Regions from separate parts of the Homo sapiens genome. Here region 2 is linked to region 1. A link is an interaction called in ENCODE POLR2A ChIA-PET data of the cell type or tissue named here. Cell type or tissue: MCF 10A. All regions are shown on one strand.

The links. ChIA-PET counts read pairs that join two places held together with the same protein. Peaks named below come from ENCODE experiments on the same cell type or tissue, not always from the same donor. Only the 100,000 strongest peaks of a DNase experiment are listed, where the experiment ranks them.
Region 2: POLR2A ChIA-PET joins it to region 1 with 5 read pairs; 2 of 35 experiments call an interaction of 5 or more read pairs at or near these places.

Annotation. Positions count from the first base shown.
Region 1 is chr4:148,809,316-148,817,315 of GRCh38, reverse strand. The region is part of intron 2 of LOC107986195 (a long non-coding RNA gene); the gene reads right to left. The region is part of intron 6 of LOC105377481 (a long non-coding RNA gene); the gene reads left to right. Among named protein-coding and RNA genes, the nearest start is that of LINC02430, 340 kb to the left of the region's middle. In MCF 10A, no CTCF peak of the experiment used is centred here; a DNase peak (open chromatin) is centred at 3,095.
Region 2 is chr4:148,724,845-148,732,844 of GRCh38, reverse strand. The region is part of intron 2 of LOC107986195 (a long non-coding RNA gene); the gene reads right to left. Among named protein-coding and RNA genes, the nearest start is that of NR3C2, 290 kb to the right of the region's middle. In MCF 10A, no CTCF peak of the experiment used is centred here; no DNase peak of the experiment used is centred here.

The sequences.
Region 1 (8,000 bases):
GGTATTTTATTCTCTTTGAAGCAATTGTGAATGGGAGTTCATTCATGATTTGGCTCTCTGTTTGTCTGTTACTGGTTTGGAGGAATGCTTGTGATTTTTGCACAACTGATTTTGTATCCTGAGACTTTGCTAAAGTTGCTTATCAGCTTAAGGAGATTTTGGGCCGAGACAATGGGGTTTTCTAAATATGCAATCATGTCATCTGCATACAGGGACAATTTGACTTCCTCCTTTTCTAATTGAATACCCTTTTTTTTTTCTCTTGCCTGACAGCCCTGGCCAGAACTTCCAACATTAAGTTGAATAGGAGTGGTGAGAGAGGGCATCCCTGTCTTGTGCCAGTTCTCAAAGGGAATGCTTCCAGTTTTTGTCCATTCAGTATGATATTGGCTGTGGGTTTGTCATAAATAGCTCTTATTATTTTGAGATACGTCCCATCAATACCTAGTTTATTGAGAGTTTTTAGCATGAAGCGTTGTTGAATTTTGTCAAAGGCCTTTTCTGCATCTATTGAGATAATCATGTGTTTTTTGTCTTTGGTTCTGTTTCTATGGTGGATTAAGTTTATTGATGTGTGTATGTTGAACCAGCCTTGCATCCCAGGGATGAAGCCAACTTGATCATGGTGGATAAGCTTTTTGATGTGCTGCTGGATTTGGTTTGCCAATATTTCATTGAGGATTTTTGTGTCGATGTTCATCAGGGATATTGGCCTAAATTCTCTTTTTTTGTTGTGTCTCAACCAGGCTTTGGTATCAGGATGATGCTGGCCTCATAAAATGAGTTAGGGAGGATTCCCTCTTTTTCTATTGATTGGAATAGTTTCAGAAGGAATGGTACCAGCTCCTCTTTGTACCTCTGGGAGAATTTGGCTGTGAATCTGTCTGGTCATGGGCTTTTTTCGGTTAGTGGGCTCTTAATTATTGCCTCAATTTCAGAGCCTATTATTGGTCTATTCAGGGGTTCAACTTCTTCCTGATTTAGCCGTGGGAGGGTGTATGTGTCCAGGAATTTATCCATTTCTTCTAGATTTTCTAGTTTATTTGCATAGAGGTGTTTATATTATTCTCTGATGGTAGTTTGTATCTCTGTGGAATTGGTGGTGATATCCCCTTTATCATTTTTTATTCCATCTATTTGATTCTTCTCTCTTCTTTATTAGTCTTATTAGTGGTCTATCAATTTTTTTGATCTTTTCAAAAAACCAGCTCCTGGATTCATTGATTTTTTTGGAGGGTTTTTTTGTGTCTCTATCTCCTTCAGTTCTGCTCTGATCTTAGTTATGTCTTGCCTTCTGCTAGCTTTTGAATGTGTTTGCTCTTGATTCTCTAGTTCTTTTAATTGTGATGTTAGGGTGTCAATTTTAGATGTTTCCTGCTTTCTCTTGTGGGCATTTAGTGCTATAAATTTCCCGCTACACACTGCTTTAAATGTGTCCCAGAGATTCTGGTATATTGTGTCTTTGTGTAAAAGAACAGAAATTATAACAAACTATCTCTCAGACCACAGTGCAATTAAACTAGAACTCAGGATTAAGATGCTCACTCAAAACCACTCAACTACATGGAAACTGAACAACCTGCTCCTGAATAACTACTGGGTACATAATGAAATGAAGACAGAAATAAAGATGTTCTTTGAAACCAGTGAGAACAAAGACACAACATACCAGAATCTCTGGGGTCCCTTTTAAAAGGCCACTAATCCCATTCTTGAGTATTCCATTATCATGACCTAATCACCTCCCAAAGACCCCTCCACCTAATACCATCCCATTGGAAATTAGAATTACAGCATATGAATTTGGTGGGTGACACAGACATTCAGACCGTAACAGCTACCGAAATCCAAAGTGGGGAGAGAGAAAGCTATGAGAAGAGTACATCTGAAGATACTTGGAAAAAGTGGTTTCTTTGGTGGATTCAATAAGGTAATGAGTATATGTAAAGGGAAAGGAAGATCATGAAGGCTGGGTAAAATGTAAAACAAAAGCATACATGTACAGATGTATGCAGGGTACTCTGGGGGCAGTGAATAGCTTGCTTTGTTGATGGTACATGTTTCTTATAGAAGAGTCATGAGAACTAAGTTTGAAAGGGCAGAGTGGGGTCATATAATAGAAGTCTTTAGGGATCAGGCTAATATTTGGTCTAAAGGTGAACACAGTTGGAAGCCTATTTAAGCAAGGCAATACAATAAGTAAAGGAGCTTAAGAAGAATTGTCTGTCACTGATGTAGCAAATGGAAAACTTTTTTCACTTACTGGACTGTGATGTTTGAGTTGAAATTAGGCTTCAAAAGAAAGGTGAACAATTGTGTTCTCACACGAAAAGTGGGAAGAATAGGGTGAATATGTATACAGTTTACCGAATCTGAGACCCCCATAATAATGATGAATAGTAATATGAAAATTTGTAACTGTTCAAGTTTGATTAAAGCATAGATAAGAGTCGAAAATAATTTAAGCAACAGAATCACCCAACCTATGTTTACTTCAAAACAAGTAAAGCTTTGAATTTCAAAACCATAGCCAAAATGTTAGTTTAAAAATGCAGCCTATTTAACTCATCCATCACATTCAATTATTTCAAAATATAATATTTTAAATGTTAATTTTGATGATAAAAATCCCATTTAATGAATTGAGCTGTCTCCTAGAAAATCTTTTATTAAGCCAATCACATTCTATAACTATCAGAAAGACTTGGGAATGCTAATAAGAAAAGGAATGTTTTAATGAAATGAAACATCCTAACACAAAGCTACCCAGATTGAGCTACTTAAGAGTCTCAATGGAGAAATGCTAAATGTTATCAAAGGTCTCTCCAAAGCCAGAGCCCTAAGGGCATAACAAACTCCTCCAAGAATTATGTTCTAAATTAGCTAGTGTTCCCCTAGATTGGTTATTAAAACCTTATAACCATATCTTGGAATTAAAAACCATTCATATTACACACTCTGTCAATATTTTATGCATTATATTAAGAAGGAGGAACTTCTAAAATTTAAATTCCTCATTGGCTCTGTCTCCAAAAACACCACTTGGGAAAGTATGACTCAGATTCTCACCTGGCAGGTAGAATACAAAATGTTCTCTTTTCACTCACGCAGACAGCCTGGACTCATGCCAGGAAGATTCTCTCTGGCTAATGTGTGAACATTCATTGATAATATTTTAAACACACACCTTTGTATTAAGAGATGATTGATTTTTTTCTTCTAGATTTAGTGAAAATGGTACTTACTTAGGTTAATCTTACTTAAATGACTTCCTTCAACTTGAAAACTTTGATGTGAAAGTTGTCTGAACTGCCAATGATTGCATCCCAAAGGAAAGCTAAAGATGAAAAATAATGACACATGGAATATTCCAAAGGTAAAAGAGCCTGCCTATTATTGAAAAGAACTCTCAAGGGAATTTATTAATATTCTTCTGAACGCTCCCCTCAAAGTGTTTAATTATTACACACATGTGAATTGAAAGAATGATGATGCTTTTTTCTTTTTACACCCTGTCCCCTCTCCCCTCTGAAGTGGTTACACCAGAGTCAAGGAGAGTACTATTCACCTAGCATTAGCAATTAATGCAGCTATAATAAAAGGCTAGCTTAAGCCTACAAAACAATCTGCTGTAGAAGGAGGGGATGAGAGAGAGGTTGGGAACCTTTTTTTGGTCTGGCCATGACAATCACAAATTGTGAGTGTGCATGAAAGTATGTTGTGTACTGTCTCTGCTGGTGGAGATTCTTCTCCATTTCCCCTTTCCTCCAACATAAATGGGTTTATGTGAGCTCATCATCCAATTCTAGAGTATGATTTCAAGCTCAGTCATCAATGCTAGACTTCAAAGTTTAGAACTACCTGAAACTGAATGTATTAACTCAAAAATAGATGTGGCATATATTACAGGACAAAATGAGATGATGATTTTGTACAGGGACTTCACCAAATATTTTGTTTTCAATAGCCATTGACTTTTTTAAGAGTGGTTATGTCATTATTTTGTTCATTGTTGTAATGGAACTTTACAAGTACCAGTTGGTCTCAAGGGACTCTTTAGGTGCTGTGAAATTAAGAGCAAGTTCCAAAAAGAAAAATTTTCAGATAGAAGTTGAGAAGTTCAGATAGAAGTCATTTACCCATTAATAGAGAGATGAAAGTTAATTCAATTTTTTTTTCTTGACTTGTTTTGACTTCTTTAACACTGTGGGAGATTCCTCATAAGCTTAGACAAGCATGGCTCTCAGCAATGCTACCCAAAAGATTAGTGATATCCACAATGCTCTAAGAAAGGAATTTCACGCCACTGAAGTTTCAATCTCTATACTTGCATGTCGTGTGTAATAAGGAGCATCATAGTATTCTGTGCATCAGATACGTGTGAGATGGCTGAAGAAAGCGAATAAGACCACTGCGGCAGTTATGAAGCTAGAAATAGAAGAAAGAAGATAAAACTTTCCAGAAGAGTATAGGCACATATAATTCCTTCAAAAAACAGCCAACTATTAAATCAGAGAATAAAATAAATATTCTGTTAAATTAAAATGTGTATAGCTTTTTTAAACAATCAACAGCTGACACACACTGAATCCTTTATTTGGGAAGCATCAGAAAAAAAAATATGTCCTGGTAATATCTATTCCAACAAACCACTTCAGCTTTTCACCCTCCTGAGGTATTATAATTATTCCCTGTACACATTGCCTTTAGCCTGTCAAGAAAAAGTGTCTAATATCCTCATTTTAAAAGATTTACGTCATTGCTCTTGCTCCCCAGGATGCTGTCATTTTCATGCATCCATTGTTAAGTGAACACTGTGCCCTCATTTTCCTTTTCAAAGGAAGACTGAACCGGCATTATTAGTATTTTAAATCTATTTTTTGAAAGGGAAAAAGATACCAAAAATCAACCAAATATTTCCCTGTGTTATTAAAAATCACTAGGTCGTCTTTAAATTTCCTGCCTTTATATGCTTCTTTCATGTAAGAAACTTGAGACATATTTTCACTTGGCTTTTACCCAAAGAGAACTTGAGTTGGCTCAAACTTGAACAGGCGAACTGTGGTTTCTTAAAAAAAAAATCTTTTTTCTAACACTTTTTAAAAAAGCATTAATTCAACTTACTATTAAAAAAAACAGGTGAAAGTAGTATGTGGCTTTCTTTACCTTATACATAGAAAAGGACTAAGACTAAAAAATTTATTCACAATCACACAAGCAGCCTAAGTGAATTAATAAAATCAAAAGATATTCTGAGTTGAATAAAAAATGGTCACGAGAAATGTGAAACCAAAAGATGAATTTATATGGCAGACAAGTTGATTTCATCCAGTTTGCCACAAACAATTTGGTGTTAGCCAGTTGTCATACAAATGGGTACTTCAAGACACCAGGAGCCTCTGAGTGAGAATGATGATGACTTAAAAACTCTTCAATATCACTGGGAAAACTCGAAGCACACATCTTACTAGGTCATTAGTTTTAACTATACATGGAGGTTTCTACTCAACATCACCTATGAAAGATTCAAGATCACTGATCCAATTATCTTTTTGATTCAACAACATATTCTTCATTGGAAACCACACCTAATAAAAAATACATGTTTTGTTAGACTTGATATAACCAGTTATTTAAATGCAAATTCCATTTATTTCTATATGCCACATATACAAAGGAGTTTCTAATATTAGCTAACAGAGGATAAACAATAAACATAACAGTTAATTTGCTCTAAAATTGCTGTAGCTTAAGTCTGTGGTTTAACTTATTGAGACAACTTTTATTTTTGTTATTCTCAGTATTCCCTTTGGGAGCTAGCTAAGAAACATGCAGCTTTTTCAATCTTGTATTTATAAATAAAGGGTTTTGTTACCAAGTATTAAATATATTCCTATTCAAATCTGCTTTAAAAATATGTTTAAAAATAGATCTCCTGAAAGAAAAATCACCTTTCTAAAACATATTACATATTCATAGTATATGACTTTTTTGTATGTTCAGACAGAAATTCCTGCCTAGAGGATATGTTCTCTAAAATTCAATATGAGACAGTGTTGGGTAATGAAAACAGGCACTGGATTCACCCTGAAAACAGGCACTGGATTCACCCAAACCTGGGTTTGAACCCTAGCTTTGTCACTTATTACTGCTGTGACTTTTGGCAATTTAACCTTCTTCAGTCTCATCATATAAAAATGAAGATAATAATCTCTATCTTGTCAGGTTCTTGTGAACATTACTATAGCACCTATTACAAGGTTTGGTCATAGGCAGTGCAGCATAGCAATTAAGAGCACAAAGTCTAGAGCCTGACTGCCTGGGTTCAAACCTCAGCGTTGTAATGTATAAGTTTTCACCTTGGGCAAGTTACCTAAATTCTCTTTGCTTTTGTTTCCCCATTTGTTAAATGGGAAAAAATATAGTATCTACCTCATAGAGCTACTATAAGGAATGTTGAATAGTAGTACATGTTGATTATTAAATAATAGACTTGGCATAGAATACATACAATGCAAATATTAGGTGCAATTATATAACAGTCTAACAAATAATAGCTATTCTGATGATGCTGCTGCAGAAGAGGTAGAATGTGACCATGAGAAACTCATCAAATGGCTCCATTCCAAAAGAGCAAGGATGACAGGAAACAACTGCATTGCTATGACAACATCGAAAATAGCTTTCTCCATTACAGTTATCTCTAGTCTCCAGAACCTGAAGAATGTTTTCAAAGCAGTCATAATTCTGCACATGCTTTGAAATTGCCCCTTTCCTATAACCAATGGCCAAATAGAAAATTTTGAAACTTCTTGATTCCTTATTCAGACTATATCTTAACCTTTTAATACCGTTCTTTGTTAATTTCTACACTTGATCTCAGCCAAAAGGCCGAGATGTGATCTTTGTTCATTTCTTTATTTTTGCTTATTCATTTCTTTATTTTTCCTGCATACATCCTTCTCCCCAATCAGATTATCGGTTTCTTGGATGGCAAGGATTTGGTAACTTCATTTGTTCCAAGCCATGAAAAGTGTTGTTAAATATATACGTTATCAAATCTAGACACTTAATAACCTTATGGCTAATATTTTGTATTCCTGTATGAGACACATACTTTTATGACTAATATCAATATGGAATAAATCAATGCTTTATCTAGTGCTTTAATTCAATTTTATGGGAGTTAGCCTGGAGGATATTTTAATCATCTGTGCTTAAACTTTGCTTGGCTTTTACACAAATAATATTAAGCACTATAACTATTCCCAAATTATAAAAAGCTGTAGTCTTCTTGTACAGCCAGAAATTCACATAAAACATCAGGAACTTTTACTTAATTTTACAACTAAGATATACAAGATAGATAAGATACTGTTGTTTCAGTATTAACTAGAAAATAGAAATAATGAATAATTTTTTATCAAAGATAAATTTCTTCTAGTATATCTTTGATAAGTGTTTCATTCACTTTTTATTTGTTTTCTTCTTCAGGGTTTATCTGTTAGCTGAAGGATGGCTCTTTTATTTATCGTTTTGATCTTATCATTTTCATTTTTTTGCATAAGAATATACATTTGGGGAACTTTTCCCAATTTCCTTTACATCACTGATTTGACTTTCTCAGCATCAATTCTGCATTTACTTGACTACAAATTGGGTTTTAATTTAGTTATTACATTGTAATAACCTGTTTAATGTTTTATTTCTCTGCACATGTTGCCATGAACTGAACACGTTGATTTTTAGAATTCAAAATACTAATATGATTTGTAGCTCTTTAAAAAGTGATTTTATCTAATTTAGCCTTACAACAGCCTCTCAGGTTATTGAACTAATCATTATTATCTTCATTTTAAAGAAGAAAAGAATCTTAGGTAAATAACTGGCTGGCTACAAAGATACAAGTTGCATAGGTCATCTCTATATCTCTAAGCAGCTGCTATTGTAGTTCCCCATCAATAGCCTGGTGTGTCTTAGAAAGTCTCTGGGAGAGTATC
Region 2 (8,000 bases), 84 kb after region 1:
GTGTTGGTTACACAGGTGTGTTCAATTTGCTATGTGTGTCTCCTGTGTGTGTGTGTAATACTTCAATAAAAAGTTAAGAAACAACTATGTCTGATGTTCAAATTCTTCTGAAAATAATACTGCTGCTTTTTTTTTTTTTTTTTTTTTTTTTGAGATGGAGTCCCACTCTGTCACCCAGGCTGGAGTGCAGGTGCGATCTGGGCTCACTGCAATCTTCGCCTCCTGGGTTCAAGCGATTCTCCTACCTCAGCCTCCTGAGCAGCTGGGACTGCAGGCATGTGCCACCATGCCCAGCTAATTTTTGTATTTTTAGTAGTGACAGGGTTTCACTATATCATCCAGGCTGGTCTGGAACTCCTGACATCATGATCCACCTGCCTCGGCCTCTTAAAGAGCTGGATTACAAGCGTGAGCCACCATGCCCAGCCAGCACTGCTGCATTTTAAGGAAAGAGTCTTAGCCTAGCATAATATGCACTTTGCATTTTATAACACAATTGGAATAATGGGTGTATCAGTCAGGGTTCCACCAGAGAAACAGAACGAGTGGGATATATATCTTAAGAGATTTACTTCAAAGAATTGTCTCATGTGATTGTGGGGTCTGGCTAGGCAACGTTTGACATTTGTAGGGCAGGGCAGCAGGCTGGCAACTCCTGGATGGGAGCTGATACTGCAGGCCACAGCTGGAATTCTTCAGGGAACCCTCAGTTTTGCTCTTAGGGTCCTTCAACTCAGTGGGTGGAACCTATATGATTGAGGGTAGTCTCCTTTACTTAAAGTCAATGGATGGCAGATGTTAGCCACATCTACAAAGCATCTTTGCAGCAACAGCTAGATTATTGTTTGAGTACTATTGCCCAGCTGTATTTGACACATAAAACTACCTATCATAAAGGATTATGTGAGGACTATGTGTTCTTGTGGAAACTCATTCTTCATTTTGTCAAGGCTAAGTTGTCTCATTGGAAGTTTTGAAAGGAGTACATGAAATAGCAAATTATGGATGAGAGGAAACTTTTTCTTTTCCTCATGTGCACAAACTCAGTACTTTCTAAGCATCCCCCAGCATGACCTTGAGGAAGAAATTCTTCATCCTTATTGTCTTCTCAAAAATAATTATATTTAGAAAGGCTGAAGAAATCTGTTCAATCGTTTGGAGTGATAATAACATTCCAACAGCAAAAGCGGGTTTTTTTACCAGCATCAAAATTTGCCAGAATTTATGTGTATGCAAAAAATTAGAGTTTGAATTTTAAAATTTCCAACTTGGCACATGTATTTCTCCAGTGAGGCATGTGGGTTTTACAAGTTTTCAGGGGCAGGGATGGGGGAGGAGGACTTCACTTGGAACTGAGAAACCAATAAGAAAAAAACTGAAGTTTCTGTTTAGGTTACCAACATATGAGGACATAGTGGTATCACCCTTCTCCTCCTCCACTTCCTCCTCCTCCTCTTGGTTTTCCAAGATCAACCCGAAGCAACAGGAGGGGATGCTCCTGTTCATTTGGGATCATTGTTTACAGCCCCATCCATCGTGCATTCCTTCCCCAAATTCCTGCAATGTCAAGGGTACCAGCCAAACAGCACCTATTTCTTTTCATTGTTTATCAGCTTAATACTTTAATAACAATTCTGTCTGAGTTGATAATAATAACAATAACTTATAAGTACCGAGTACTTGCTATATGCCAGGAACTGTTTCTCAACACTTTATATATTTACTCATATAATCCTCTCAACAACCATGAAATAAGTATAATTATTTCCCCTTGTCTTTTAATTAGAAAAATCGAGGCACACAGAAGGAAGGTAATACGTTTCAGATCACAGGTTACTTAAGTGGCTGGGCCGGGATTGAAACCCAGGCAGCCTGACTCCAGACACAGGCTCTAAACCACTAGACTAATCCCCCGGAACCCTTAGGAATGTACTTGATACCCAGACACAAGCTAAAAAGTTGTTATTCTCAAAACCATTCAACTGTTAAAATAGCTTCCATTTTTTTCACCAACAAAGTTAAAATAGAATCTCTGTAAGATATTAACACACCCCAAAATTTAAACTTGACAATGAAATCCACCCAAACTAAGGCACTGAATGGACACTAGCTAATAATATCTACCAATCAGATTTGGGGCCGACTTGTTTTGAGTTTTGAATGTGTAGGGCTTCATGTGACAAGGACAATTTACAATGTTTAAGTCTTTTATTTGGATTTTTGCCTGAAGGGAATTACCTAGGATTGCCACTGGGTAAATAATTACCAGTTTCTTTATTCCAAAATCCTTTGAGACAAATAGGTAGGGTTTTTTTTTTCCTAATCCATTAATTTTTATTGGTTGACAAAAAGCTTTAGGATAAGATTCTGTAGAAAAGAATTCACAGCTTGTTTCTTGGTAAAATTCCATTTTCTCCAATATTTTGTCTCTAGCCCAACAAAAAGAGCAGTGATAATATCTTTTCAGAGGCAAAATTGGTGTGGATTTTTTTTTTCCTCTTAGCAAAACTTTAGACTCTGAAGAAGTATTTTGGTATGCTTATTTAAAGAACAGGCTAGATTTACTGCCAAATAGCTCTTCATGAAAGACATATGTAAATACAGCAGAGTAAACGAGATAATTCTATTTCATTTGAAAAACACTTTCTTAATTATGTGAACTTGTTTGAAAGAAAATGAAATGCTCTGTATTCAGTTCTGTAAGAAGTTTGGCTGTGATATTTATGATGAAATCATAGCCAGGAGTTGAAAATTATATTAATATTGAATGCAAAACTATTTTCTTTTCTCTCTTCTTGTATTTTTAATAAAGGAAAATGCTAATTAAAAAATTGATTGCAAAAAATATCCTCTCTGGCACTAAGTACTGCCATTTAGCTTTATTTTATTTGTAATGTGTCAGAATTTACATTTACAATGTTCTAGAAGCCAAATTATTATATGAAAAAAATTGAATTAAACATACTTTTACTCAAAGGTGACATTAAATGCACAAAAGGCTAGTCTTATTTATATCATAGGGTAGTATATCAGAAAATTTTTGCCCCAAATTTGCAGTTGCCAACAAATATCTAATATTTTGTTTCTCATCATTTCAGATACAAAAGCAGCATATGGAAGCAATTTTATATCAGCTATCTAGTTCACATCTTAAGACCCTGTGAAATAATTGAGAGATGATATTATCTATCATTTACGAACAGGGAATCTAGGAACCAAATGACTAAGTGCCTTGCCCCAATCTTGCTGTTAATGAGTACAATCCGATCAAAGATATTAATTTCCTGTCTTCCAAAGCTAAGCTCTTCTCACTCCAGTGTGCTGCCAACTCAACCCTGATTTAAATACTGATCTTGGTAGTTAATTTTCCCCTTTCATTGCGCTTAACAACAGCATATCATAACCCAAATAGTGTAAATCGGCAGTGCATGCTCACTAAAAATGTAGCTTATTTTGTCCTTGGAAACATTTTTGTTCCACTAAAGTTAAAATTATCATTGCCTACATTGAAAATCATCTACACAAAATTACTAATGAAATCCCAAAATTGAACTCATGATGTTTGCTCCATACCCCAGCCTGGACAAACCAGTCTATCACACTCTTTGACTCTGTAACTTTTACCAAATGTGTAAGAATCAACCTAAATTTTTCCCTTTCCCTTGCCCTCTATTCCAATCTCAAAGTCTTTTTCATTTTTCCTCCTAAGTATTTCTGGACTCTGTATGCACCTCCACTTTACAGATGTGGCTTTATTAGGTCAGGCTGTTATCTTTTTCTTGCCTAGAAGATTGCAATGACTTCCTATGTGGTCTCCCCACCTGGAGCCTCTCCCTAGTCCAATAACATTCTCGTCAAAGAGATCTTTCTGTCCCATCACGTCACAAACCTGCTTTAAACATTTCAATACCTCCATCAGGATAAAGTTAAACTCCACAGTCAGGTATATATAGAGACAAATCTCCTGACCTTCTCCTCAGCCTCAACTCCTCCCATCCTTCTATATATACCCATCTATACACAGCACATTCAATCTTCTAGCAGCCCCCGGGCCCACAATGGCCCTCCCACCCATTGGCCTATACACATGTGCTCTCTTCTGAGAACACTGTCCCCACTCTGACACCACAGAAAGAGGTGCAAAATTGCAACAGTAACACCAAATAGCATGGCAGGATAATAATTTTGAATATTAATCCATGTACGCATCAAATGTCCTCACTAGCACCCAAGAGAATCTATTCATCTCCCTTTCACATCAGGCCTGCCTGCATTTCTTCTATTCATAACAACAATTTCAGTAACATATAACAATTGTCAGATTTAAGTGGTACAGGGGAATATAAGGCCAGCACTAAGAGGGACAGAGACGATAAGAACTTTAAGAGCAGTTCAGGGCATTGAGGTGCACTATTTATATTTTTTTCTTTTTAAAATTCCAACTTTTATTTTACATTTAAGGAGTACATGTGCAGGCTTGTTACATGGGTATATTTCATGACGTTAAGGTTTGGGGTACCATTGATCCTGTCACCAAGGTAATGATGCATAGTACCCAATAATTAGTTTCTCAACCCTTTTCCCACTCCTCTTCCTCCTCCCTCTAGTGGTCCCCAGTATCTATTATTGCCTATATGCACTGTTTCTAACACAGGAAGAAATATAAAATGCCTCAAGTTATTCAGGAAAAAATTATCCTCCTTAAGCACGGTATAAACAGTAGGAGATTATAGTTCAGCAGAGCTGATGCTACCTGAATTACCACAATCCAAAATCAGGCTAATACTTTTACACATCATCCAAATACTAGCTTAAGATCTAACAAGAGACATTTAATCACAAATAACTAAATGGTTTAATGACAAACATTGGGCTTGAATCAATCTCTTTCATTCAAGAATGGGTAAATATAAGGCTGGGCGCAGTGGCTCATGCCTGTAATCCCAGGACTCTGAAAGCCCAAGGCAGGCAAATCACCTGAGGTCAGGAATTTGAGAGCAGCCTGGCCAACACGGTGAAACCCCATCTCTACTAAAAATACAAAACTCGGCCAAGTGCATTGTTGCGCACCTATGGTCCTAGCTACTCAGGAGGCTGAGGCAGGATAATCACTTGAACCCAGGAGGCCGAGGGTGCAATGAGCCGAGATTGCACCGCTGCACTCCAATGTGGGTGACAGAGCAAGATTCCAACTCAAAAAAAAAAAAGAATGGGTAAATATGAATTAATAATAATAATAGAAAACTTCAATGGATTCTACACAGGAAAGAAGAAAAAATACACTCACAGGGCAGAAAACTTACAGGTATAAGGAAGCATTGCTTCATGTTATCAGAAATTTCCTGAAAGCATGCACTCTATTAAATAAGAGAAACAAGTGAAATGATACCACATCAACTGAAATAAAACTGAGCACATCTCAAAAGTACAGAGAGAGAAGATCCAGGGATAAGCCTTGAGTTGCATGAAGTAAGGGAATCATGTGGGGAAATTAGCAGTTCCAAAAAAGAATTAAAATCCACATCAAAATCAGTATGGAGGAAATGAAAAGTACAGAAAAATCAAATCAGCAATGAGGTGCACAAATCTGCAAAGATAACTCCGAATGCAATGAATCAAAAATGAAAATGCCAAGGAAAAAAATTAAAACAAGAAAAAAATATATATGTAATTGTAGAATATCGTTTGAAACTGAGGTGCAAGCACACTAAACGTGTGGTAATGCAATCACTCTAAGTGCTGCAGGAAATTTTAACGAAAAGATGCCAATTATCTAAACTCTCTTGTAGGTTTTGCATTACAAAAACAACAGGTATACAAACAGAAAAAATATGCTCAAAAATAATTTGGAAAGTCTCAGATGTATATTCAGGGACAGAAAATGTCAAAAATAATGATCTAATTAATAATTGTATATGTATCAAAATAGTCATTTTACAGGGGTGTAACAAAATAATAATCCAAGATAGGCAATAGATAAGACACAAAAACATGCTCCTCCATGATAAGATAAATGGTATACTAGAGCCATTGGAGTAATGAACCAAAATTAAGAATTATACTAAAAAGTGACATGTACAGATATTAAGGGAAAAGTTTTATATCACCCCAAAATCTATACCCAGCTAAGATATGAATTTGTATACTAGCAATAGACAAGAGCTTTAGATATACATACAAGTGTGTATTTATGTTTATGTGTATGTCTGTGCAGGACCTAATTAAGAAAATTATTGATGGATCCTTTGCAAAATAAAACATTCTTCTAAGTCTAATGTGAGTCCGCTAAGAAAAGATCAAAATCTAGAGTCTTTTACCTCTAGAATGCAGAATATGATATCTATTGTGGCAAGATAGTGCCTTGAAACTACTTAAACATAATTAAAACTAAATAACTATTCCTGATATAGTTATGGAGATGAATACATATGCCATAAATAAATGTTTGAAATGGGAATATAATACCAATTCAAAACAATTTATAGCTATATCCCAAAAATAAGTGTTCAGGTTAAGTAGTTTTGACAAATAGAGCTATTTTAGAAAATTGCATTGCTCAAAAACAATGTTATCACGAACCAAATAAAAAAGTCAAATTAAGAACTGAATATATTGTATAAAATGTTTTTAAAATCTTCACTGATCAAAACAGTGTAGAGGCATAGAATTAAATCAAACAGGAAAGGGTGTCTGTGTCTGCAAACAGACCAAATGCTAACACACATAAGAATTCAGTATGGGATAAAAATGATGCTTCAAAGTAGTGGAGAAAAAACAATTCATTTAATAAATGGAATTGGGAAAAGCAATCTATTATTCGGGTGAAAAATTGAATTGCTATCCTCAAACCATATCCCCAATCACATTGCAGATTGGCTAAGAATTTATATTAAAGTAATAAAACAAGATGTTTATTATTATAGGGGAATATTTACATAAATTTAGCATACATACAAGTTTTCTAGGCATGCCATCAACTCATACAGGCAAAAAAAAATAAGGAAAATACGGATATATTTATTATACATATATTTAAAACATAGTTTTTGTAACTAAAGCTATATTAAAAACTGAAAAAACATTTTAAACATAAATGCCAAGTAAATGTTTAATATTCAAAAATTCTTAGAAATCAATACAAAGACAAAAAGACAAAAATTTCAATTTAAAAATGGCAAAATTATAAAAAACCTATAAAAGCATATGATTTCACTATTAATGAAGTGTACATTTAGAAAATAAGGAAACAACATTTTTCACCTAACAAATTGGCAAAGATTGTATTTATTTGTAATACCTAAGTTTAGCAATGGTGTGAAGAAATTGGCTTTTTATACATTGTTGGTAAAATTATAAATAAATTCATCTTTTTCTGGGTAACAAGTTTGCTCCAGCTCCTTATGAATATGTGCCTACTTAGACCCAGCAATTTCATGTGTAACAATTTATCCTGAAATTATCATGGAAATGCACAGGTACATATCTATAAAAATAATATAAAGCGATCTAACACTCACCCATTAGATACTCTTTAGAACTTGAAATACCAGTGCCCTGTAGCGATATTTACTGTTTATCAATGCTATCACCAAATATTTGTGTTCCCCCTAAAATTCATATGTTGAAGTCTAATGTCCAATGTAATGGTATTTGGAGGTGGGACCTGTGGGAAGTAGGTCATGAGGGTGGAGCCCTCATGAATGGGATTAGTGCCCTTAAAAGAAGAGACATGAGGTGGTGCATGATGGCTTATGCCTGTAATCACAACACTTTGGGAAGCTGAGGCAAGAGGATTACTTAAGCCCAAGAATTTGAGACCCAGTCTGGGCAACATAGGGAGACCCCGTCTGGGCAACATAGGGAGACCCCATCTCTACAAAAACTTTTAAAAATTAGCTGGGCGTGTTGGTATGCAACTGTCATCGCAGCTACTTGGGAGGCTGAGGTGAGAGGACTGCTTGAGCCCAGGAGATTGAGGCTGCAGTGAGCTATGATCACTC